Linked DNA regions of Homo sapiens: region 2 is linked to region 1. A link is a loop called in an ENCODE intact Hi-C map of the cell type or tissue named here. Cell type or tissue: lower leg skin. All regions are shown on one strand. Links, peaks and the distances in the headings refer to the core of each region. The heading gives the core; the rest is flanking DNA. Region 1 has its middle 28 kb from the start of ZNF862. Region 2 overlaps ZNF862 (zinc finger protein 862).

Region 1 (4,377 bases), core at 83-4,082:
AGGTGAGAGCTGGGACTGAGGTCCTGAGACCTCCTTAACCTTCCAGAGAGAAGCCAAGAAGACTCCCATCACCCCCCACCCTGAACCTCTAGAAAAGTGCAAGAGACTTCATTAAGAGATGCTGCTAAGAGGTTGTCCCCAGAGACTCCTTGAGGGTCCATTCCCTAACAGGGCCCCTCCTCAGAATAGCCCCAGCTTCTCCCTAGAGACCAGCCCAGTTCTAGGCTGAATCCTGGAGCCCCCCACAAGCAGGTGTGAGGCACCTTAAGTGGGATATGACGCTGCAGGTGAAGCGGTGGAGGGGTCCCCAGGGGTGTCTGGGTGGGAGGAGGAGAAGGTGGGGTGGGCATGGGAGGCAGGGCCTGCAGTGACCTGGGCACCACCCCCAGGTCCTGGTGGGGAGTGGGGCCCTTGGTCTCCGTGCTCCGTGCCCTGTGGTGGTGGCTACAGGAACCGCACCCGAGGCAGCAGCTGCGCAGCCTCATGGAGTTTTCCACCTGTGGCCTGCAGCCCTGCGCAGGTGAGGCCTGCCCTGGGGACCCTCCAGTTCTCATTCTTACCAACCCAGGGCACTGTCAACCCCCTGTCTGCCACCCCAGCACAGCCCTGTCCCTCGGCCCTTGTGCAGTCCCCATGACCACCCCACCCATACCCAGAGCTGGTGCCTCTCCCAGGTTGGGAGCTCAGGGGAGAGCTGAGTGCTCTGGGGCTGGGCTGTCAATTTCTATGTCCCCAGGGCCAGTGCCTGGCATGTGTCCCAGGGACAAGCAGTGGCTGGACTGTGCCCAGGGCCCTGCCTCTTGTGCAGAGCTCAGCGCCCCAAGAGGGACTAACCAGACCTGCCACCCTGGCTGCCACTGCCCCTCTGGGATGCTTCTGCTGGTGAGTGTCCCCCTGCCTGGCCCCAGAGAGGCCTCTGTACAGCCTGGGGACCATGGGGTGGCAGGGAAGGGACAGGCAGGATCTGGACAGCGAAGAACATAGGGTATGGGGCTAGAGACAGGGAGACCCTGCAAGGTTGAGGAAAGGGTACTAAACTCATGGGTTACAACTCAGCTCCGGCAGGAACCAGCAGGGGATCCTGGGCAGGTCTCATCCCTCTCCCCCTAATCTCTGTTTCCTCACTGGTAAAAATGGTGATAGGTCTAGAAGATCTTTGTGAATTGTCCCTGCTCAACTGCTCTGTCCACTATGTTATCACCAGTTATTTATCGAGCACCTACAGTATGTTAGTCTCTGGCTGAGCTATTCTGTAGGGAAGGAGTAGTCTCTGCCCTCAAGAAGCATCCAGTCTGGGGAAACCAGACCCAGAGTCCCTAAAATGAAGCTAGAACCATCAGACGGGCAGGAAGTGAGCTTTGCACATTGTGGAGTGGAGTGGAGTGGGCTGGGTCAGCCATGGAGGGCTCCCTGTAGGAGGTGATCCTGACTTGAATATCAGAGATTGGAGGGTGTGGAGAGTAGGGAGGCATGGAGGGCTTCCTGAAGGAGGGGGTCCTGCACTTGAAGATCCAAGATTGGAGAGCAGAGAGGTGGCCACTCTAGTCAGAGGGTGGTAGGAATTGGGGCTAGGAAATGCCGGCTGTGTGGTGGGATTGAACAAAGCCGTGGGGTGTGGTTAAGGGACACGTTGTAATCATATCTGAGTCCAAATCAGGCTCTTTTACTGGTAGCCCTGCGAGCTTGGGGATAGTATTCCCGTGCCTCAGTTCCTTCCTTTGTAAAATTGGGGTAAAATTACAGCCAGTCACAGGAGTCAGTGAGACGGTGCAGGGAAAGGGTTTCCCAGGCCCTGGCCCGTAAACTTCAGTGCGTTCGACTTTGAATCATGCGCCACAAGACAGTTGTTTCTTTTAAATCTGAAGGACTTCTGTCCAGATTCCCTGTGCACAATGTTTTTCTGTTTTTATTTTGTTGATGAAAATGTGTCTTTTCCTACCATTGCTGTACAAATTGCATATTTCATGTTTTCATGGCTGACTTCATGGGGATTCGACAGTTCAGTCTCATGTCCTGCAATTTTTAAGATGGTCTTTTTCTCCTAGAAATTGGAGGGTCCACGTCCCCACGTCCCCACGGCCCCCAAGCCGATGGTCCGCATTTGCCTGGCAGGAGGGCAGAGGGGAGAGCTGCATGTCTGTGGAAGGAGAGTGGCTGGGTTTTAAGGGGGAGCTTGAGGATTGCATGCTGGCTCTGACCAGGGTGGGGAGCCCAGGCCCAGCCCATCTGGAGCCAGAAGATGATAGAGGGTTTCGATTCCAGAACAACGTGTGTGTGCCCACCCAGGACTGCCCCTGTGCCCACGAGGGGCACCTCTACCCCCCGGGCAGCACTGTGGTTCGTCCATGTGAAAACTGGTGAGACACCGCCCCCATCCCATTATGGCCCTGTGACCTCTGACGACCTGCTGTCCCTCCTCAGAGGCAGGGATTTTGGCTCCAGTCGGGGACAGAGACACATGTGCCCCCCACCCCCAGCCCCTCGGCACAGCCGTCCAGCCCTCTGAGGCTGCACCCTCCTGCGCCCCTCCCTCCCCCTGTCCCCCACCTGTTTTCCCTCTCCCCACCTGTGTTAGCCTCCTGGGGCTGCTGCCACCGAGTGCCATGCACTGGGGAGCTAGAGCAGCGGCCCCTGATGGTCTCACAGATCCTGGAAGCCCAGGATCAAGGTGTTGGTGGGTGGGCTCCTTCTGAGGGCTGCAAGGGAGACTGTTCAAGGCCTTACTCCTCTTCTGGGAGTTTGCTGGAAATCGTTGGCACTCCTTGGCCTGTAGGTGGCCTTCTCCCTATCTCTTCATGTCATCTTCCCTCATTTTCTCTTTTATAAAGGACATAAGATGCATTAAAACTAGGGCCACCTCAGTGACCTCCTTTTAACCTGATCACCTCTGTACAGACCTCATCTCCAAATAAGCTCCCATTCCCAGGGACTGGGGGCCAGGACTTGAACTTGAGGGTTTGGGGGGCCACAATGCAGCCCATAGACCAACCAACCCTCTGCTGCTCCCCACAGCTCCTGTGTCTCCGGGCTCATCGCCAACTGCAGCTCCTGGCCTTGTGCGGAGGGTAAGGAAGCGTCCCCACTTCTGACTTGCACCTCGGCTCCCCCATCCCTCAGCTGCAGGAGTGGGCCAGGGCTGAGACTGGGGGAGGAAAGCCATCAGGAGAGATGGGGGGCAGAGGCACCATGCTCCATCTTCAGCCTGTCCAGCCTGTGCCTGTCCCCCTCCTGCCTGCCCGCCTCCTGGATATCCCCTAGGTGAGCCCACGTGGTCACCCTGGACCCCTTGGAGCCAGTGTTCAGCCTCCTGTGGCCCTGCCCGGTGCCATCGGCACCGGTTCTGTGCCAGGTCCCCCAGTGCAGTGCCATCCACCGTGGCTCCGCTGCCCCTGCCAGCCACCCCCACACCTCTCTGCTCAGGCCCCGAGGCTGAAGAGGAGCCATGTCTCCTGCAGGGGTGTGATCTTGAGTGCCTGCCTGCCCTGCCCGCCTGGACCCTCCTGGGGAGCCCAGGGTGGTGCCCACTGTACGCTGTGGATGCTGCTGCCTTGTACCAGCTGTGCCCTGGCCCCAGCCAAGCCCCTCCTCACTCCTTCCTCTGCTGTGTCCCCAGGAGCTGGGGGATGGGGTCCATGGGGGCCCTGGTCCCACTGTAGCCGGAGCTGTGGGGGAGGCCTGCGGAGCCGGACCCGGGCCTGTGACCAGCCCCCACCCCAGGGCCTGGGGGATTACTGCGAGGGGCCACGGGCACAGGGGGAGGTCTGCCAGGCTCTGCCCTGCCCAGGTACCTGCCAGGGATGGGGGTGGGGGTCAGGGACAGAGGAAGGGGAGTTAGAGGAAGCATTCCAGGGAGAGAGGCCAGGGTGGATGGCCCCACACAGTTCTCAGCCCATCCTGTTTGCCCTCAGTGACCAACTGCACTGCCATTGAAGGGGCCGAGTATAGCCCCTGTGGCCCTCCGTGCCCTCGCTCCTGTGATGACCTAGTGGTGAGTCCCAGCTCCCTTGGCACTGCCACCTGACCCAAGGCCCACTTTGCGGGAGGGCAGGGTGTGGATTTGGGCTCACGGCCTCTTTGGCTGGGGCCTGGACAGCCCAGCACAGGAAGGCACGGGTGGGGGCCCTGGTTTCAGTTCACAGAGCATGCCAGGCCACCCCAGAGAGACACCAGCCTCTCTCCGCACAGAGCCAGCCTCACCTGACAGCCTTTGTCTGTAGATCAGACATTTCTCACATTAAAGTGTTATGACAAAAATGGCATAAACACAAAGGAAGGGGGAAATCATCTCCTGAACCCCATGAGCACGTTGGTGTCTAGACCTGCATCTGTGTGTGGGTGGGGGAGTGGCGGGGGGTGGGAGAAGCAAACACAGGGTCA
Region 2 (4,377 bases), core at 130-4,129, 58 kb after region 1:
GAAGCAACTCGCCCTCTCCACGTCAGCATCAGCGTGCTCCGAGGACACCGGCCAGTGCCTTCCTTAGGTGGTGGGAAAGGGGGGTCCCTGTGCAGCGGGGCCACTGAGAATGCTGTTTGTCATAAAATTTGCACTACCCGATTTCTCAAGGGGCACAGGCCTGCTCCGTTCCCCTTTGTCAGCCAATGGCCAAGAAGGAAGAAGATGACTGCCATCTTATTCCTGAACTTCCTCATTCAGGACCCCCGTGGAAACACAGTGAGCATCCTTATCAGAGGCCCTGGCCCAGGCTGGCCCCTTTGCTTTGTTTGGAGAGGCTGGCTGAGTTTCAGCCCCTAGTGCTGGAGACCCCCTTGTTGGAGAGGCTTCCTGTTTATGCCTCACAAGAAGAAAAACCACAGGGCTCTGGGAGGGGAAGAAGCATGCACTCCCGCTTTGGCTGGAGTCCCAGCGCTTGTCGCCACCCTCCTCCTTGCCTGTAGTCTTGACAGCATCCGTATGTACGTGTCCTGGCATTTCCCCTCCCTCTCCCTGATGACTGATACCCACCGGGTCTGACATTCCAAGTAACCAGTATGTAACTGGTAGTTTGATCCCAATAGCCATAGCGACTCCAGGTGGGAGTGAGGGAGCCCAGCCCCCTGTCCTGGAAGATACCTTAGAGTATGTGACCGCGCTCCAGACCCTTGCTTCTCTCTCCTGCAGAGGATGAGTTTCTAGGGTGCTAAGTACCTATCAGAACAGTGTGGAGGGGCGGGTCCCTCATACAGGTGTGTGCTTAGCCAAATACAGTAACTGTGACTGGCCCAGGGATGTTCTCTCCTCTATTTTCAAAGATGAAAGGAGGTTTTAAAAACCATGTTTGATTCCTAACCTTTTGCTACCTGAATAAAGCAGAGTCTATTTCAACACATCTCTGTCTTGTGTGTCCCTAAGCGAGGACCAGGAGCTCAGAGAAGCTGACAGAACGAGCTCTGCTCTCACTCACGAGGGGACAGGGCCAGGAACAGAGGTGGGCAGGGGAAGTGCCTGTGTATTCACCTGATTTTTGTCTTTCAGTTTCTTTCCTCTCTAGTCCTTCAAAGTGAGCTCAATCATTTTTGCCAGTTAGAAGGTAAAGATGAGAGTTGGCTGTTTGGTGAGTTATAATTAAGGGCTTGGCTGCCTTTTCTGGAGTACTGCATAGTTTACAAAGTGCTTTCACATACATGATCTAATTTGGTTTACTGAACTTAGAAAGGTAGACTTTCAAGGAAAAAACATCGATTTCCACCAATAGTAAAAGCTACTGCATCAGACCTGTCACTCAACAGCGCTCCTTGAGGCCTAGCTCCTGAGATCCCTCTGGCGAGCCCTTGCGGCTCCACATCCTCGGGACGGCACGCTCCCACGGGACTGGAGCAAAGGTTTCAGAGACTCGGGATACAGCCAGATCTCTTCGGTGAGGAGACTCAGTCTTACTCGAGTGTATGTGATTTTTAAAAAAGACATTGAAACAACTATGGAAACAGAGGCAAAGGCAGCAAGGCTTTGGGTTTGCGACTGGGAATCCGTGCGGCCTCCCTTTGGTGAAGACCTGACCCCGTGGTGGGGGTGAACAGGGTTTCCTTGACCCCGTCCCAGGGTTCCCTTCAGGACAGATGGATTTCACTAGGGGAAGCGTGATGCTGGTAGCCTCCACTCTCAGGCTGGGCAGGGTAGGCTCCCAGGGAGGCAGCTCCCAGCGCAGCCTCTTCCATCACTCCGGCTGGAGCTAGAAGGAGAGAAGTGAGCTGAGGCTCTAGAAAGTGCTGCACTCCTGCCTTTCTTTTTCCCAAGGGTGCTCTTGACATCTGGAGTGCAGTCAGCAGGCCTTTCCGAGTGGGCTGGCTGCCTCAGATGCCTCAGTCCCTGTTGCTGGGGATGCTTCGGTGGGGCCTCCTCACTGTGGGCCTTCTCTTGGGTCAGTGTGATCCTCGTGTCCCTTCCCTGTGCCAGCGACACTCGTGGGCTTCACGTGGCTGGCCCCTGCTCCCAGGGCTCTTGAGATGCTGCCTCTGACTGCAGCTCCTGCCACACTGGCACCTGTGTGGCCGCTGCTCCCCTCTGCACCTGGGAATAGCTGCCCAGAGACTTCCTGTTTTGAACCTTTTGCCTTGCTCAGGCAGCCAGCAAGGGCCCTGGCACTCACAACAGAAGGGCCCTGCAGTGCTGCGGCTCTGCTGGCGGGCCAGGACAAGCTGTGGGGCGCAGACACACTGGGCACACTCCAGACAGGCACAGGGCCTCTGGGCAGTGAGTTTGCAAGTGTTTTGTGGTCCTGGATCATGCACAGGCTTCTTGGCAGCCAGGAGAGGCTGTCTCTGCATTTAGTGTGCACACCTGAAAGAGCGGCCCCTCACCCACTAGGCAGTGTCCTCCCACATCCCCAGGAGGGTCTTCCTGTGCCATCTGAGGTCCACTTAGTGGAAAGCCTTTGCCACACCAGGACACTTTCAGGACTACTCCCCCACGTGGCTGTGCTCATGGTGGCCAGGGCTATATGGCTCTTGAAGCTCTCCACACACTTGGCACAGATGGATGGCTTTTCCAGTGGAATCAAAAGGACTCAGGCATTCTGAGGCCAGTCTGGCCTTGGGGTTTTTCAGCTTCCCAGAAGCCTGCAGAATCGTTCTGGGGGGTTCCCAGTTGCCTCCAGAATCATCTTCAGTCTTGTTTCTGACTGTGTTACCAAATACTGTGGAAGAAACTCAGATGTTAGCCTAGTGATGGGGACACACTTCTTTTGTTCAGTGTGACCTGCTCAGCCTCTAGCCCCCAGCCCCAGCGAGATGACGGATAAGGCAGCGTCCTGTGGATGCCAGAGCCGGGGCCAAGTGTGGGTCAGCATCCCAGCTCAGAGGAGCGGCCCAGTTTGTCTGAGAACACTGAAGTCCCAGAGCCCTGGGGAGGGGCTTCTGACCAGCACTCCTCCTGCTCTCATTCCAACACACACAAAGGGAATGTCCTGGTCCAGGGAGCCAGGGCTCTCTTGCTGCCATGTGAATAATTCCCTGTAGCAGCCACTGCTAGACAGCAAGCTTGGGAAGCCTTCTTATGCAGAAATCAAAGTCATTTTTATAAAAAGTGTCACAGAGTCCCTTATGAAGACAGCTGGACAGAGCAGGAGCCGACCCTTCCCTGACTGCCCAGTTCAGTGAGCCCGGTAAAATATCTGCCGTCAGCAGCCTGCCATGAGGTGCAGTGAGGACCTTCTACTTCATCCCTCCAAGCTGAGTCGTATCATAAAATGCATACTTTATGTTCCTTCTGCCTGTAGAGAATCAGAAAGCACATGATGGAGGTTTCAGAAAAGGGCTTGTGAGATCGAGCATGTCAGAGCTGAAGATCTGTGTCTGTGAGACATGTCCTCCTGAAAGAGCACACATGAGCTGACATAGCCACGGCGCCGGATTGCCCTCACCCTGATTGTCCCATCAGTGTAGCTTGTCTCAAGAGGTTTACACTGTGGCTGTGTTTCTCACAGGTTACCCAAACTCCTATCATAAAGGCAGGAAACAGAAGTAAAAAACCTGAATCCAAACCACAGGAAGTGCTGCGGAGATACTGATTCGTGGGTTGATCAGAGCCCAGGAGGCACTAAAGGCTCAATGAACATGGTGATCTTTGTGCAAGAGATGTTCCATCAAGGCTTACCTGGCTGGGTGGTAGCTTTTTGGCCTCTGTTGGGGGCTGGGAATCCTTCACCCAAAGCTCATGTTCCCTTTCAAGTCTACAAGTGATCTCTGGTTTGGCAGCAGCATGCACTGTAGGGAGAAAGACAGCCCAGTGCCCCTCAACCCACACTGAGCGCACATAGACCCGTGTCAGTCCTGAAGCCTGACTTGCACCACCCATTTAATGCCCTGGGCTCACCCTATCAATTTGGGACAGCGGGGGTAGGTTGTAAACCTAAGAGAGCTCCAGAAGTAGGCAGGGCCTGGCATACAGGTAGGGATGTTTATTTCAGGGCAACTTCAGGAGTGCCAAGGGCTGATAAAACAGTGCAATTGTCATAATATGTTTTCCCACTGCCAGGGCCCTTGAAGGAGAAACAGGCTCAACTAGTCACAGAGACAACCATGCTCTGGGTCTAGTTCTCCCTGACCCCACAGGCCAGGAGTGCCCCTATTAGATGGCAAGCAAGCAAGGGGCCAAGGTCCTCACCCAGCAAGACTCCCAGCTCCTAATTCCTTCTTATCACATCCTGGTATAATTCCTTCTACTCATGGCCACCAGAACAATGGGTGGAAGGTAGGTGGTTACATCATTAAATGTCACAGGCCTTATTTGCAAAGACAGAGACATCTGGAGCTGTTGTTCTCACCTCCGACACGTGCCCCGTCTGCAGAGAGCATT

What was found. Hi-C counts contacts between places; a loop is a spot of excess contacts. Peaks named below come from ENCODE experiments on the same cell type or tissue, not always from the same donor. Only the 100,000 strongest peaks of a DNase experiment are listed, where the experiment ranks them.
Region 2: a loop joins it to region 1, with 8 times the contacts of the local background. A loop is called at or near these places in 4 of 110 quality-filtered maps.

What each region holds. Positions count from the first base shown.
Region 1 is chr7:149,808,653-149,813,029 of GRCh38, forward strand. It overlaps the pseudogene SSPOP. Among named protein-coding and RNA genes, the nearest start is that of ZNF862, 28 kb to the right of the region's middle. In lower leg skin, for the core only: no CTCF peak of the experiment used is centred there; no DNase peak of the experiment used is centred there.
Region 2 is chr7:149,866,567-149,870,943 of GRCh38, forward strand. ZNF862 (zinc finger protein 862) reads left to right here. Exons shown (of 8, transcript NM_001099220.3): 8 at 1-913. It overlaps ATP6V0E2-AS1 (ATP6V0E2 antisense RNA 1), which reads right to left. Exons shown (of 4, transcript NR_027040.1): 3 at 3,676-3,785; 4 at 1,128-3,292. Among named protein-coding and RNA genes, the nearest start is that of ATP6V0E2-AS1, 5.1 kb to the right of the region's middle. In lower leg skin, for the core only: no CTCF peak of the experiment used is centred there; DNase peaks (open chromatin) are centred at 294, 2,085 and 3,545.